2 separate regions of the Mus musculus genome follow, and region 1 is linked to region 2. Evidence: chromatin loops called from intact Hi-C (ENCODE). Cell type or tissue: left cerebral cortex. All regions are shown on one strand. Links, peaks and the distances in the headings refer to the core of each region. The heading gives the core; the rest is flanking DNA. Region 1 overlaps Cracr2a (calcium release activated channel regulator 2A). Region 2 holds the start of Prmt8 (protein arginine N-methyltransferase 8).

Region 1 (8,328 bases), core at 105-8,104, 110 kb before region 2:
GACCCTGATGTCTGACTTCTTCCACCCAAACCTGCCCCTCTTCAGCGTCTCTCAGCTGGACCACGCCCTTTCTCAGCTGCCAGTCTGCATGTTTCCCATTACCGAGAAAATGAAGGAATGGGACGTAAATAGACTTAAGAGTTTCTGAGACATTTGCTTAATACAAATCATTTCCCAACATTCCTGTCCCTAAAACACTTACAGACGTGAAGGACTAGATTTTGGAATGCCACGCCTTAGGTTATCTCTTCACAGAACTAGTAGAGGAGGCAAATGAATTTTGACTTTAACATTTGTGACATGGTTCCTCTCCTATCATCATCATCATAACCACCACCACCATCATCATGCCCTTCCTCCTGCTCCCTTCTTCTCCACGCTCCTCCCCTCTTTCATCCTACTCCCCTTCCTCCTCCCCTCTTTCAGCCTGCTCCCCTTCCTCCCAATCTATTTTATGTGATGTTGACAGGACCAGAGGACACTCCACTGATGATCTAATCCAGTGGAGCTTTTAGACTTCGGTCCTTGGAGCCTAGAGTCACGCTGACATTTCCTAGAAAGTGGGGCAGGGCAGGGGAAGGTTCCATGCTCACCATTCAGGGCTCTACATTCTCCTTTCTCTGTCCTGGCTGCCCAGCATTTTCCAGCTCTATACATGGGAGGTCTGCAAACAATGTTGTTAGACAACAGGGATTCCCTTGAAAATACTCAGCCTAGTATAATCTCGTGTAACCCATCACATCTCCGGATGAGGAAACTGAGCTGGTAACTTCTCCAAAACCTTTCTCTCTTACCCTAGCCTCAGACTTCCATACACGCATATCCAAGTTGGGCTGTGAACTGGGAAGTCCTAATGTCTGGTACTGATGTCTGTGAGGGAGACAAACACGGGACTGTGCTCTGCTGTCACTGGGGAGGTGTCAATAGTCCCTAGGGAGCTGGGATCTCTTCAGAGAGACGAGATCAAGCTGAGTGTAGTGAGCAGGAAGAAATCTGGTAAGGAATCATTGCAGACTTAGCATGTGTTTGAGCCTTCTTCCTACAACCGTGTGCGGAGCCCTTGTGTGCCTCTTCCTGGCAGAAGGGGCTGTCAGCAGGCACCTCAGAGGACCCTTGACTCACCCATGGGCTTCGACACCAGTCTGAGGTGGTAAATTGTACATCGCTAACTTGGGATCATCTAAGAGTCGGTAATTTGTAGTTTGAGGCTTGTCTTTTAAAACAAGTTTGACAGGAGGAGCTGATGAGCTCTTAAGGAACCCCACGTGACCCAGCCTGAGCTTTGGGCTCACCTGAACAGTTGATGGCAAGGCCCTCCCTATAGACGAACCATTCCAGGGCCTGGAAATGCAAAAACATGGGAGTCTCCGGGGGGGGGGGGTCTTATTCATAGGCAGACCCCTTGTGGATGCAGGCATAAGAAACTAGATTTTAACTTTCTCCCAACTTCACAGGGAGAACACTGCTGCTATTACACCCTCAAAATAGCCAGGCTTTGAGTCATTTGCAGAGCACCCCAGACCCCCTCACCAAGACACTGCTGAACACGGGCCATGTGCCTGAGAGGCTGGCCTAGGAAAAGCATCCAGTTCGTGGCGCAGGGTTCAGGGACAAGTGTAGGAGTCTGTGCCAAATGGTTGCCGGTGCGCTGAAGGTGTGGAAAAGAAGAATCACAGATGTAATTATTCCCCCCATTCTTGAAAAGCTAAGTCATTCTGCCTTGGCAACCAGCAATCAGAGGTGTCAGGTGATAGATTAAAACTTGACACCTAATTTGATCTGAGGGGAACTGAAAATAATAAGTACTTTATATTTGTGGAGAACCTTATTTTTTTTTTTTCAAAGAGCTCAGAGCACTTTGCCAACTCCCTTGCCTGAAGAAGGAGGGTGGGGGGGGAGCTCTAATAACAGTCTTCAGGGCTTGAAGCCTTGTTATTAACTGAATGGTGGCCAGCTGTTCCCAGAGCTGCCCCCCCCCCCCAGTCCACCTGAAGCCTGGAGAACAAGGCCTTAAATTGCTATGTTTGCCATGAATGGGAAAGATGTGGTTTAGAAGAGCTGGGGGAGGGAACAGGTGCTTGGGATAGAGAGGCTCGGCTCCCTGCAAAGGAAGTTCTTACCCTCTCAGCTCAGCCACTTCCTCCTCCTGACACTTCACTGAAGGACAGAGTCCTGTACTACTGGCCCCATGCAAAAGCTGCAGGGCAGAGCACTGGACTTCTAGGGGACCCATGTCAGAGCAGCAATGTGCGAATGACAGTATATGAGGACCCGTCCAGCTCGAAGGAAATCAGAGGCCTGTCACATAAGAGGCCAGCTGGAGAATTACTCTCTGGCTCTTATATTATGGCAAAGACATCTAAAGAAACTGTAGGTGGAGAAAAGCTCACTTAGTCCACAGTTCCAGAGGACAGAGGGTGTGGTGCCTGGGCTGGCTGCACTCTGGCAGGACCCTCTTGGTTTATTACTCTATGGTGGGTATCGTCATGGTGGAAGGCGGAGAATCATGGTGGGACAAAGAGAAGTGGAAGGGCCTGGCTTGCTCACTTTATGGCAACTCTCTTACAAGAACTAAGCCAGAGCCAGGTAGTACTTGAGAGGCAGAGGCGGGTGGTTCTCTGTGAGTTTGAGGCCAGCCTGGTCTATAGAATGAGTTCCGACAAGGCTACCCAGAGAAACCCTGCCTCAAAAAGACTAATAATAATGATAACACCACCACCAACAACAGCAATGACTAACCAGGGACTCTCAAGAACTACCTCACTCCCTTCTAAGTGATCTGAAACCTCCTGCTAGGCCCCATTTCTCCTACCTTCATCCTATTGAGAAGAGAGAGAGTCCTTGAGGGTCAGTCTCAAACAAAGAACAGGAGTGACTGCGTGGTGAGGCGGCTCTGTCCTCGCCACTCCTGTCCCGCCTCACCCTCCTAGCTCTCCCTGCACCAAGGCAGCTCCAGGATGCCTGCAGGCCTTGTTCAAAATATGCTTGAGCTTGGCCGAGCCATAGTCCATGATGGCTGGACTGTGAGACTCAGGAAGTCAAAGGCATCCGTCCTTCCTGCCGCCTCTGCATCCCCGGCCCACTTGCTAGCTTACCACCCCTGGGAGAATGGACCTAACTATTCCAATTTGGAGAAGAAACCTGTTGGGCATGCCACATGCCACATTAAGACCATGACAAACTAGACATTGAAGGTCCCTGAGAGTCTTCATCAGGCAGAGGACACAGACCTAGATACAGAAATGTGTGTAGGCTGGCGTGTCTCCCAGGTCCAGGCTGTAAATCTCCAATGTCTATTCTGCTTATTGAACTTCATATTTAGTTTTTGTTTTTTAATCATCCAGTTAGAACCATATAAGTAAGGCCTATATATTGAGGAAGTAAAAAAGAAATGGATGGAAAGGTGAATCCATATAGATCAACATCTCTGAGCTTGACAAACAGCACACATACACAGATACAGATGCTCGTGCACGTGCGTGCACCTCACTTTAGAGAACAAAGAGAGGAAGTGACTTGTCCAACGGCACCCACAGCTTGGGAGGCACAGCTAGAACCCTGGGACATTCTGCTTGTCTTCACGTGCCCCATGCTACATCTGCTAATGCATAGGTGAATTTGTCGCTTTTCCAGACCTCCTTGCTCCAGCCTCAAAGCAGAACGATTCTTCAACCATAGAGGTTCTGGTCCACTTCTCTCTCCCTTCCTGGTTGCAGGCAAAATCTCAGTCTGTGATCTTTGTCCTTCGTGACAATGTACAGCAGGGAGCAAAAAATAGCAGTTTGATTTTTTTCCCCCACATTCCAAGCTGAACTTGAAGTGCTGGCAGTTTAAAATGAACTATACAAATAAGTCTTGTTTTGACTCATCGTCCAGGGGGGTGGATAAATATGGAAACCCTCAAGATATAATTTTGCAGTCATTTTTTCTTAGCATAACGGCATGCTTTAATGTGCTGAGGGAAAAAAAATATTTTCTGGCTTCAGAGAAACAGTGTTCTCCCAGCTAAGTGCTTCTTCATGCCTCCAGCAAACAGATATTCACACATACACATTCACACACGTGCACATGCGCATGCACCCACGTGCACATGCACACACACACACACACCAGCTCAACCCAGCAGCTGTACACCCTGGACTGAGTGACAGTCCTCTGCTGAGCTGACAGCTCTTATTCTGTACAGTTAGAGATGGATGATCTTAAATTTCAACAAATTTATCTTCCATTGCACTCAAATATGGGGTAAGGCAACCGTGGCAATCAAAAGTGTAGAGAGATTTCTCTGTTAGAACGTTCTAGAACAGAGGCTTTTCAGAAAGCCTGTTTTAAAGACCAGAGACGAGCAACTCAGAGAATGGGAGCTACTAGAAGAATCATCCAGAGGGAAGGTAGCAGTGCTCAGTCTCCTAGGGGCAGATTGGGTGCCTGACCAGTGAGCTAAGGCCTATCAAACTGGCCTGTGGTGTTATTCTGACATTCTCGAGCATTATCAACAGCAGAGGATAGTTAGACATGCTCATCCAAGACTCCCAGGCTTAGCAGAAGTACACATTTAACTTTCAAAAGGAGGTATCCTGCTGGAGGCATAACATAGTGGCAAAGTCCTAGCCCTGCATGGGAAAGGCCCTGTGTTCCATTTCCAGCACCAAAATAAAGATAAATTTGAAACACTGTGGAAAGTGTTGCCACATCCAGTAGGTAATTATGTGTCTCTTTGTACCGAGTAGTACCAGACAGGCAGAAAACCTAGTTAGAAATAATGAAGGCATAAACCTCAGGCAGGTAGTTCAGGAGTCAGAGATGATCCCAACCAACACAGACATCCAAAGCCAAGCCTCCTCATGACTCTATGGGTGACAAGGACTTGTCACAGTTAGCACACCCCCTGGCTTTGTGTAGTCTCATTTGTGTTGGAGCTGGGCCTTGTTCTCCATCTTCAGGGCAGCCCACAGAGGGAAAGCAAGCTATCCAGAGTGTGTGTGCAACAGATAAGCAAGCAAAAGATGGAAATGGGACGCAGCTGGACGCTCGACTATTTCTCTGCACTTTCCAAACTCCCCCCTTTCTCTCTCTAGGAATGGCTCTCAAGGAAGTTTGCCCTTCTCCCCCAGAGCAGTGTGCCCTTTGATCTGCTGAGGGTACATATCAGGCTTGAGACGTGGGCCCCACACATCCTACTCAGTCAGACACTCAGTGTCGATGGACTTCCCCTTTGCGAGGAAGAGAGTTGCCGCCATGACCCATTCCACCGACTGATAAAACCGGAGTCGGAGTTCTGTCCCAAGATCCCAGCACCGATGCTCATATTTTCAGAGTTTCCATGTCAAGAAAATCCCACAGACCTTAGTCATTCCTCACACATAGGTCTACAAATATATCTTTCTCGTGTGCTCTAAACAGCAAGTCTTTTGGCCCAGTTCCCTGCATCCTCCTCTCTCCTTCCTTTTCTGAGGAAAGCTCTTTGCATAAGTATTCTGTTGCCTGAGCTGTCACAGGAGGGATTGGGGCATTCCCATTAACTAACACTCAGCTAATAGGGATACCAGCAGCCTGTATTTGCTGTTAACTGGGTTTCACACTTTGGAATAAGTGAACGATGATATAATTTACTTATCAACTACCCATGTGATTTAATTTATTCTGGTGGGTCAGAAGACAGGAGACATCATTGTGAACATAAATTACTCTCTTCCCAGCGGGTGCCATTTTTAGAGTGTTCTATTTAGTAACTTTCTGAGGAGCAGAGTGTTCCTAGAAATGTGAGTCTGGACAAAAAGGTCAGAGAATGACGGACCCGTGTGCTAAGTGGCCTTCATCTCTCTCACTTTGTGGCCAGATGTCCCACTGTGGCCCCCTGAGCCTGGCGTCCCCATTTAGCAAATGAGAATTACTTTCCCCTACGGAGCTGCAGTAAAAACGAATGTGTGGATTAAAAAGACTTGGAGGATTTAATTTCAGAGGTAATTGCATTTAAACTTTAAAACAGGTGTTCCGATCAGAAGGACTTTGGCCATTTGCCTGAGATGCTGGGACAAAGCAGTGGGAGGTTGTGGTGAAGCCGTAACTTAGGCTCATAAGTATCGACTATTCCACAGCCCCTCTGTTCAGCAAAACGCTCAGCTCCAGTGAATAACTATTCGTTACCAAATTATGATTAAAAGCCCCTAATTAAATATTCCACAAAGTAAAAATAACAACCTCCTTAAACGTGAATGCTACCATACTTACTGCATGGCTGTGAGTCTCGGGACCGTTGTTCTGCCATTGAGTACGTATACGTTAGCAACCCTTTGTGCAGGTAGGGTAGAGTCCCCAGGATATGGCGAATATCCTACACCCACCATAAGAGATCATGTGGTTGTCACCTTGCACGAAGTCATCACTTCTGGCCAGAGAAGTAGAGCTGCCAAGGTGCATAGCTCTTCCTTAAGCTGGGCCTTCTTGGGAGTCCAAGTGACATGAGTCTCCACAGCGCTTGCCCCCAATTAGGCTCACAGCAGCCACTTAGGAGCTCTTTGGCCCAGTCCCATGGCTCAGATTCAGATGCCCCCCATCCCCACCCCCAGGGAGCTCACGTGTCACAGAAGCTCAAGATATCATTTCTCATCCAAGGAGCCAGAGAGTCCCTCTAGCCTCCACTGACTGATTTCTGAGGTTTAGACTGGCTCTGGTCACTTAGCAAGTCTCTCAGTGGTACTGAAAGTCATGGGAAGAATGCACAGTCCCTTGGGGTCCACAGCCCTCTTGGCGTCCTTACTGTTCATAGCCCTGCCAGCTCCTCCTCAGCACAGGTGGGAAATCAATGTGCTTTCTACAAGAGCCAAAGAGGGTGGAGAAAGGGCCATTGCATGGGTGAGGGTGGGGCGAAACAGAGATGGACTCTCTAGTGACAGCGATCTTGCTCTCCTTACTGGGCTAACTCTCACATGAGCCTGGATCTTTCCAGGCAGCCCTGTGAGCCTACTATCTGGCTTCATCCAGGTGGGCTTCTCTCAGTGGAGGGATGATCTGTTCTGCAGGAAGCTGTGGGAGACCGAATTCCTGTTCTGCTGCTGGGCAATAAACTTGACAATGAGAAGGAGCGGGAAGTGCCCCGGGGCCTGGGAGAGCAACTCGCCAAGGTAGGAAGCCCAAATTCCCCTCTTTCAAGACAGGGTGGGAACCCCCAGCATTCAGGAGTAAGCCCAAGAGTTCCTTGGTGGGAACTTATGGAAGCCCTGTTGAAGGGAGGCAGTTGAGCAGATGGGTGTCTTGGCATCTTGGGTCTGGGGCGTGTACAACTGCACAGAGAGGTGCAGATGTGGGACGGGGCTGCTTGGGGAGCACCAGGCAGGAGACCTGCCCTAAAGCCTCTTGTGTGGAGCGTGGGATTCCAAGTCCTGAGAAAGCAGGTGAGTTCTCCTTCTACTCATGCTCTGATTCTGAAATCTCACTATCTGTATCTCCGCTTGATCCCCTGTGAGGATGAGAACCTCGCCATCCACCAGGCAGCAGTGTGGACCACTCTGCCGCAGAATGTTTTTGATAGACGATGGAGCCTCAATGCTGAGGTCTGGGAAAAAAACAAAAACAAAAACAAAAAAACCTCAAGAGGCTGATGAGGAAAGTCTGAAAGGCATTAATTAGCCTTTGGGCTCATGAACAGGAGCAGCAGGGCCCAGCAGAAACTGGGGGTGGGGCAGATCAGGGGACGGGGTAGATCAGAGGGCGGGGCAGATCAGAGGGCGGGGCAGATCAGAGGGCGGGGCAGATCAGAGGGCGGGGCAGATCAGAGGGCGGGGCAGATCAGGGCTCATCCTTGGCTCCCTTCTCACCTTCGGTTCTGTGGATCCTTGAGCCTGGGCGGTAGGGCGCCCAGCAGTCCTGTGGCTTATGATTCCTGAACTTCGTACTCAAAACAGGACTTAACCTCAGAGCCTGAAGAGAGCACAGATGGTAGAAGCCAAAGGAGAAGGATGATGAAGGCCTGACTGAGCAGACACGTGCGCAGTTCTGAAACCCAGATGCTTTGAATATAGGAGGGTTGGTTGGTTGTTGGATTTGTTTTGTTTTGTTTTATACCAGCTAACAGAAAATCTGACTGGAACTGACATGAGGCTACTTAATGGGCTTTATCTCACTTCTAATGACTATCCAAATGTCCCACTGAAGAAATATTAATATGTTTGATAATAGGGTGCTGTCACAGACCTACTGAGGGCATTATGCAATATTTAGTATATATGTATATTACTCTCTTAAAATTAAAAACTTTGGATTTCCAAATGCATCTAGATGAAAACATTTCAGCTGAAGAATATAGACTTGGATCATCATCATCCATTT
Region 2 (8,328 bases), core at 101-8,100:
TGCTGGGTTAGCAAGTCAACAGAACATTCCAAGAAGAATTCTTTGAAATGAGGATTGCTAAAGCTATTCTTTTCATCCCTGGTATTCTCCTTTAGGGTGATGGATCCCCAAACAAGGAGTTACCAGCCGTTAATAACACACCAGGTTTTCACCGAGAATCAGTAAAGCAAGAACAGAGAAGGGCCCATTAACCTACTGGCTCATAAGAGGACCTTGTGATGAGCACATTTATCTTCTCTTAGATGAATACCCCATGGCGAGAGGCAATGATTACCGAGTATTGAATAGGTCCATGAATAACAACAACATCCAGGATGCTTTTGGGTTTGAGCAGTATTTGCTCTGGATTTGCTCACTGATCCCCACTATTTTCAGGCTACACTGTAGATGATATATGAGCTAAAGCTCATTTCGCTATCACATTGGTAGGAGTAAATATAACATTTTCCCCTCAATACTTCCTAGGTCTTTCAGGAATACCCTGATGGTATTCTGACTATCCAGATGCCTATACCACATAAAATACAGTTTCCTCTGTATGGTCACTTATCTGACTTACAACATCTGGATCCCCAAAATCTTTGTCCATTGTGAGTTTTAAAGGACAGGACTAGCTCAAGCACATCTTAAGAGTAGAGATGGGTGCAGGCAACCATGGTGACCTAGCTGCCTTGAGAGCCATAGGTTTCTCATCATGGGGTCCCTTGCTCTTGGGCTACAATGTGCCTTCCAGTTCCTGAGAGACTGACACAGTCCTTGGTCAGTGACATGTTTTGGCCACTTTGTTTTCCTCTATGTTCCCCCAGAAGTCAAGGAAGCATGGAAGCCTGACAGAACAATTGGTCTTAGACTTTAATTTTGTGTACCCTGTAAAGTGTGCAAGCATGATTGTATCCTGGCAACTATAACTGTATTGATCCTAGAAATTGCCATTATATTCTGTTATAAAAAGTCTGATTGCTCTCAGTAAAATTGTCACAGCCTCAGTCTTACTGTGGCTCCTCCAACCTGCCTGCTTTAATCCCTTACAGTCATATCAGATGACCTTGGCCCGGTAAGTAAACACAGGTGCTTACAATTTCTGGAAAGTCAGAAGGCTTTAAAAATGTCTTATAATCCCACAAATCAGTTATTATTTGCCTTGTGGCAAAAACCATGCTAAAAATAAGACAAGTGAAAAAGAAAAAGAAACAAGGTTGCCTATTCAATTGGAGAAATAAACATATATAAAAGACAATTACCTCGTGATAGGAAAAGTCAGAGACAGGCAGCACAAATACCTAAGAAGAATCCATGGATTACTCTCCCTCGGGAGAGAGGTTAAATGAGAGATCTGGGAAGGCTGCCCAGAGGAAGCAACATTTGATTTGAATCTTGCAGGTTGAGGAAGACTTTTTTCCCCCAGAGAGGAGAACGGGAAGAAGCATTTTAGATGGATGGAGGATCACAAAAGTATTCAGCATACATTCGGCTGCCTTGGAGTCTCCCATAGGGCAAGTATTCAAGGGCCTTGTTTACTATGCTAAGGACACCAGTACCCTGTAGGAAATGAGGTAGTTCCTAAGTTTTCAGAGAGCTGACCTACCACAAGCAGATTTGTCCTTTCAAAAGCTAGCCCTGCAAGGATGGGGAGGCTGGACCAGACATGGCCAGATGCTGGGAGCTAAGGTTCTAGCATGGAGATAAAGGGCCTGCATGTGCGTAGGCTGCAGAGAGTGGGAGTGGAGGCTCTACAGATGTCACAGGAAGCCCCAGCACCACACTGAAGATGTAGCTCAGTTGGTAGAGTTTGCCTAACATTCACAAAACCCTGGGTTTAATCTCCAGCACTGTGTAAATCCCACTGCAGTGGGGTCTCATGCCTAAGCACTCAGAAAGTAGAGTCAGAAAGATAAGGAGCTCAAGGCTTGCCTGGGGTATGGGAGACCCTGTCTCGAAAGAAAAAAGTGGCCCTAGGAGATTCTGGGATGGAAGACAGAGCAGGAAGTGAGGTCGGGGACTGCCCTGATGTTTCCCTACACCATACACAGATTATTGGCCACAAACTGAATCAGCTCATGAACAAGTTTAAGAGACCAAAATCAAAGGGGTGGAAGGTGTACTCAAGCCACAACGCCTCACACAGGAGGCTCCATGCCCTAGTATCTCACCTTGTTCCAGGTCTGAAGATGGTGGTCACAGTATATAGAGTCACAGCCTCAGTCTCAATACTACATGCCTCACCACCACCACTACCACCACTGCTACCACCACCACCACCAGCAGCACCACCACCTCCCTCCCCTGCCTGATAACTGCCATCCTCTCTGCCTCCCCTCCCCACCTTCCCTCCCCACTGCCTTTCCCTTCCAAAGCAATCGTCTCCTCCCACTCGCATGCACTCCCATTCACACATGGCATCTTGCTAGAAATAGCAAGAGTGGAGCAAAGAGCAATGGATTGAAAGTGAGGGCAATCCATACCCCAAGCCCGATTTAACCCGCCAGCTGGCCGGAGTCACTGCCTGACCTCAGGCTACTCTGTGGTCTCCAAGAAAATGGGAAACAAATACTAACCTTCGCTTCTCTCATAGCCTTAGTATGAGCACAGAACACAAGTAGTATGCTACCACCTGCAAGACGCAGGGAAAGATGTAACCGGGCTCTCCAGTCACAACTGTGTTCACTAATTTGTGAGCTCTTTGAGGGCAAAAGCCAGGCCACTAGGGTCTTAGAAACCTACTTTTCCGGGTACAGAGTGAGTACCTGCTAGAGACTGGACAGCAACCGTTGTCATTCCCGCCCCTCCCCCCCCCCGCCCACACACTCCACACATCCACAAGTGTGCTCTTGGTACCCCTAAGATGTGCAGGCAATGCAACCCCCTCAATACCCCACTTTGGAAGCACCACTTTGCTCTTAGCTTATTCCAAAAACAGCCTGCCCGTTCCTGGAGGAAAACCAAGCAGTAGTCACGAGGCCTGTATGCCTCACTGGGCACGTTTGACCAAGTCTGGGTTGCATCCTTTCTCCAAGGAAGTTGCTGAGAGCTGAACCTTCCCATGTTCCGCTTTGATTCATTGTCATCTAAGGGGTCTAAGACCAGCTGGGTTCTCTCTCTCTCTCTCTCTCTCTCTCTCTCTCTCTCTCTCTCTCTCTCTCTCTCTCTCTCTTCCTCCCTCCCTCCCTCCCCACTCCGTCGTCCTCCCCCCCCCCCTCCGCCCCTGCCACCACCGCTTCTACTGCTGTTTTCATTGATGCCTTGAGCAGAGCTGGCATGTGCGACTGCTGAGAAGGGGGAGCTCAGAGCAGCGGGGGAAGCGAGTAAAAATAGCCTGTCGCGCGTCGCTCTGCCTGCTCCGGACGCCTTTAACCCTCACCGAGGTGGAGAGAGCCGCAGCCGCCACTGCACACTGCGGAACGTGGCCCGGGTCTGCACTAGACCCCACACGCCAGTCCGGGTGATTGTGGACGAGGACCCACGAAAACTTTTTTTATTTTTATTTTCTATTTTTTTTTAAGACAAGTGAAGATGAGGTGGGATAGGGAAAAAGCAGGGAAGAGCTATAGCTACTGGGTTGCAGGGACTGCTACAAGCTGGCTGGCCCAACACTTCACCAGTGCGCGGCCTTGAGACTCCAAGCTATTTTTAGAAACCTGTTCCGCGGGTGGGCGATCAGAGGGCGGAGGGGGAGGGGAATGCTGAGCGTCTGGTGCTATTACTCGGTTTCAAAGACTCTGCTCCCAGGTTGGGGTGGGGAAGAGGATGGTCCAAGGAACGACATGCAGAATGGCTTTGCCCTAACTCAAGGAGAAGACATTAACTGCTGTATGCCCCTCATCTTCCAGCCCCAGATCGTGTTTGTTTCAAAATCGACAGTTGCCAGAAGCATGCTGCCTCTAGTGTCCAAGGAATGGGTATTCTTAAGCTTTGCTGCCTATACCGTGAGGCGGGGAATGAGTTGTGACCTCTAGGAAAGAAGGCCGGGAAAGGTCTTCACGTTGTTTTTGCTTTCCCGCAAGGCCTGGACAGTCTCCGCGCCACACCCCCATCTCAGCCCCACGCTGCATATGGGTTACCGTATGTGAAATGTACGGCAGCCCCACCAGACACTGGGCTATTAATAGAGCCCCGGAGTTTGCTCTGTGTCTTTTTCCTGCCACCGAATAAGGGATGATCACACACACGCCCCACTCCACCCCCACCTCGGCGCACAGTTCCTCTGTGAAGGTAAGGGGGCTGCCCATGCCGATCCCCTCCATGACTACAGGTGCCCAAAACCAGGGAAAAATCCCATTGTGATGACAGCTGGGTCAGAGCGAGGCGAAAGAACACACTTGCTCGGGACGCAAAGACCCGCTGGGCTCTCTGCAGCTCAAGGCCAACTCCGGAGTAGAGAAAGGGCAGATACGGGGCGGCCGTAAGGACTGCCGAAGACGGAGGGCAAGAGTATCATTTGCGGAGCTAGAGCGGCCTCCTTAAAAGCTGCTGCGGGACAAGTGGCCGCAGACCGGTTTCGCGCTGCAGCCCAGGGCGCACAACCCCCGCTGCTTGTGCGGGCTAAGCTGCGGCAGGCGCGGGCGCTGTCCCTGGTGCTGAATGGGGCCGCGGTCGGTGCGCCCTCCCAGGGTTCCGCTCTCCCTCGGCGCCTTAAGCACCCTAGGACTGCAGACCTCCGGCCCAGCTGTGGACTGGGGACTGCGGGGGAGGTCAGGTGCAGGTGCTTAGTACTGCCACCAGGTCGGCCCCCTAAGGCCGGGAGCTCTCCGCGGTGTTGCAGGGACCCATAGCTTGGGGACCACCTCGAGCTTGAAGGGTAAAGCCCAGGTAGCGGTGGGAGATAATCGGTGCACTGCAGGGAGCAAACCTGGCCCTAATATAACCCACTCCAGCTCTTCGTAAAGCCGGGATCCGGGATCACTATCGGAATCCTGTGCACAGGGGCAGGGGAGCCGGGCTGCCCAAGGTTTGGGACTTAGGGGAACAGGAAGGGAGCAGAGGGTGGCAGGAGAGGGTGATGGGGCTGAAAATTTAGATTTTCAAGGGGGAAAGGAACTGAGACGTGCACCGTCGCCCCCCACACACACTCCTACACTTCTCTCTCTCTCTCTCTCTCTCTCTCTCTCTCTCTCTCTCTCTCTCTCTCTCTCGGCAGGGACAAGCGGGATGGGGAAAGTTTGGCACCACGGCGTTGGTGGTGGCAGCAAGCAGCGGCGGCACACAGGGGTCCCAGTGGGAGGCAGGGTCGCTGAAAACCCCGGCCCGGTCGCCTCCTTACCTCGGTGCTTTCGACTGCATTCTCCGCCATTTTCCTCCGGAGGAGCAGGCAGCGGGAGGAGTGTTTCATGCCCATAAGAGCCAACAAGGGTTTGGGGATTCGAGATAGTAAAGAACGAGAGACGGCTGATGTGGCTTTAAAAGAGAGCCTAAGAATGCAAGAGGAGGGGGGAAAAAATCCCAGCCAGCCCCTCTCCCGGAGCGTCCTCCGCGACAATCGAGCTCTGTGGAGTCCCTCCTGCGGTCGCCACTTTGTTCACGTTTCCTCGCTCTTCATCTGCCTCGCATCCCTTCGCACACTTGCAAGTTCTGGTCGCGCTCACGACCCCCTCCGCGCCCCTCTCCCCTGCGCGGCGGGCTGGGCGGGAGGGAGGGAGGCGGCCCCGCGGGCTCGCCGGCAGAGGCAGCGGCTCCGAAGTCCGGCAGGCGGGAGGCGGACGGCAACTCTCCCAACTTCTGCCGATCGCTGGGCGAAGCAACACGCGTCCTGCTCGGCGCTCCCGGGGGCTGAGCCGGTGAGTGGGGGCGGGGTGGGAGGTGCGCGGGAGCGAGCGGGTGGCGGGGCGCTGACGGCGGAGACCCCCAGCCCGCCCCCGTGCCCGGGACCGCGGGGTCTGGGGGCCGCCTGCGCTCCGCTGCGCTCCTGGCGCGGCGCACACCTGGCGCGGGGGCTAGGGCTGCGCGCACGCTGCGGGGCCGCGCGCCAGGCTCCGGGAAGCAGGCGTCCACGAGGCTGCTGGAGGGTCTCAGCCCAGTGCAAGTCCTTCTAACGAGGGCAAGCACCGGACAAGACTCAGCCACGGTTACCAAATGTCTACGCCCCTCACCCCTCCCCAGCCCCCCCACCCGGTCGATTCCTGGATCCTTCCTGCGCGGATTACTGTTTGGGGCATGAACAGGGTGGGTGTCTGGATGGGAGGGGGAAGTCCTCAACTCCTTCAACTCTAGGTCCTCTCTATCTAGCTTTTCTTCACCCTCAGGACCCAAGACCAGAAGGCCTTCAAACCCCTCTCAGGAGGACCGGGTTGAAGTGAAGGTGGCTGCCTGAGGTGGCTTGGGAAAACAACCAGGAACAAATCAATAAAAGGGTCCGCGGTCTAGCTCCCCTACCCCTGTCTAGCCTGTCAGCCCCCACTCCCGGGGGGACACACATCTCTCCCCCTCCCCTACAGCCCCTCCCCCACCTTCACCCTCTCCTGACGTCCCTTTTATGGGAGAGAGCCGTGAGGATGTCACGTACCCATTAGGATTCTCTCGATCCTTTTTTAAGGGAGAGTTTGGGCGGCAGCGGGGGGTGTGAATTTTTATACAATGCATTCCTGTCTTCACTTTGAGAGCTTTTTTTCTCTCTTTCGGGCCATCTGTCAGGCATTGAGGGATAGAACAATGGGGGAGGGAGGCCATACTCAGGACTCTGTAGCTGGCTATCTCCGGGAAAGCTGAACCTTCAGGCTTTCTGGCCCACAGGTCAAGGTCAGGGACCGCACAGATGTGCCAGGAGCTTTCTTCCCGCTTCATCTCAGTCCTTAGTTGAGTTATTTAAACCAATCGCCCTGTTTAGTCTGATCATAGCCTTTGATAGCCAAGAAGTGTAAGAGTGACTGTCCTCAACTAACCCAGGTTCATTGAGGAAAAGGGCCAAAACCCAGCTCGGCTCACGGTGATAGATACTTCTATCAGACCAAGATCCTCAGGCAAAGAGAAGAGACATGGCCGTGAGCAGAGGTGAGGAGTAAAAAACGGGAAGAGGAGGGAGATGAGAAGGATTAAAGAAAATATAGCAAGAAGCTTGGGTTAACCGCACTGATAATCCCAAAACAAGAGTAAATTCCCCTCAACCTTCTCAAACCACAGACCTGAATTCGAGTTGGGCATGAATGAGCAGTCTTTGGCAATGCCTGATCCTTCTTCACTCCCATCCTGCCATCCTGCCATCCTGCCACACACAGTATGGAGGAGGGGACATAACTGCATCTAAAAAATGACTTTTACCTCCTGCTTTTCTTCCCCTACTCGTCTTCTCTCAGATAAGGCTCTGAGATGCTGGATCAAAAGAGGCTTAGTACGTATGCAATCAAATAAGACTAGAATAGCAAGATTCCCCACCCACACGTTGGTCCAGTCCTCTTACAGGTAAGGACTCCGGATGAAAGAGAAGGGGGCAATTGTCTAAGGTCCCTCGACAAGCTGCAGGAGCTTCAGTAAACCAGCTCCCCAGCCTCTTGACTTCCAACCCAACCCTGTCCCCACCCCACACTCCTTCTGCTTGTTCATCCATTCTGTGACTAACAGGGGAGGAGGGGAGCTGAAACAGGCTCCCACCGAAATAGGCTGCTGTTGTGCGTGATTATGTTGCTATGAGAACCTCAGTGGGGGTGTTTCCTCAGTTCTCTGTTGAAATCTTTTTACTGTGCTTGGCTTCTCCCCAAGTACAGACACAGCTCCTGTTGGAATGGGAAAGGGACATGGAGAGCTGTGTTTTTACAGCAAGAGTTTGCTATGCCAACTCAAAGGCAGCCTGGGGCACAGAGGTATCTAGGCCACTAAGGTTGCTCTGCAGCGACCTGAGGAAAGCATGGTGACCTATCACAGGTGATGCTCCGACCCTCCTCGAACACTCTTGGATCTGAGATTTGGTCCCTGCTGTGCACCCACCTAATTACAAACTCACAAATCATTGAAAGGTAGAGTTTGGGGAGCCGTGTTACTCTTGAATGTTGCAGGTAAAAATGTAGAGGCTCAGGCCTCCATGTGCACGTGCGCGCACGCGCGCGCACACACACACACACACACACATGTATGCCCATACAAACATACAAGAATTACCTGAAGACTCACCTCCCGGGATTGTGAAAAATCCATGATGTATGAAAAACACACAGTAGGACTATTAGAAGCCAGCCCTTTTCTGTCTCTTTTGCATGAGTATCAGAATATTCTCTTATCAAGTTAGCTTAATTAATTATCTCAATTAATCCACATGATCCTCACTGGGCATCTTTTAGTGCTTCGTTCATAGCAGGAACTGGGCTTAACAAGGCGACAGAACACATCAGACTGTGACAAGTTCTC

Evidence for each region. A loop is a pair of places that touch in the nucleus more often than their neighbours do. Peaks named below come from ENCODE experiments on the same cell type or tissue, not always from the same donor. Only the 100,000 strongest peaks of a DNase experiment are listed, where the experiment ranks them.
Region 1: a loop joins it to region 2, with 9 times the contacts of the local background. A loop is called at or near these places in 5 of 42 quality-filtered maps.

Annotation. Positions count from the first base shown.
Region 1 is chr6:127,658,035-127,666,362 of GRCm38, forward strand. Cracr2a (calcium release activated channel regulator 2A) reads left to right here. Exons shown (of 19, transcript NM_001368877.1): 17 at 7,023-7,124. Among named protein-coding and RNA genes, the nearest start is that of Gm38900, 64 kb to the right of the region's middle. In left cerebral cortex, for the core only: no CTCF peak of the experiment used is centred there; DNase peaks (open chromatin) are centred at 3,900, 4,951, 5,408 and 5,960; H3K27ac peaks cover 3,578 bases.
Region 2 is chr6:127,763,416-127,771,743 of GRCm38, forward strand. Prmt8 (protein arginine N-methyltransferase 8) reads right to left here and starts at 5,744. Exons shown (of 10, transcript NM_201371.2): 1 at 5,258-5,744. The coding sequence starts at 5,332. In left cerebral cortex, for the core only: CTCF peaks have their summits at 3,885 and 4,726; DNase peaks (open chromatin) are centred at 1,681, 2,396, 2,577, 2,954 and 10 more places; H3K4me3 peaks cover 5,072 bases; H3K27ac peaks cover 4,521 bases.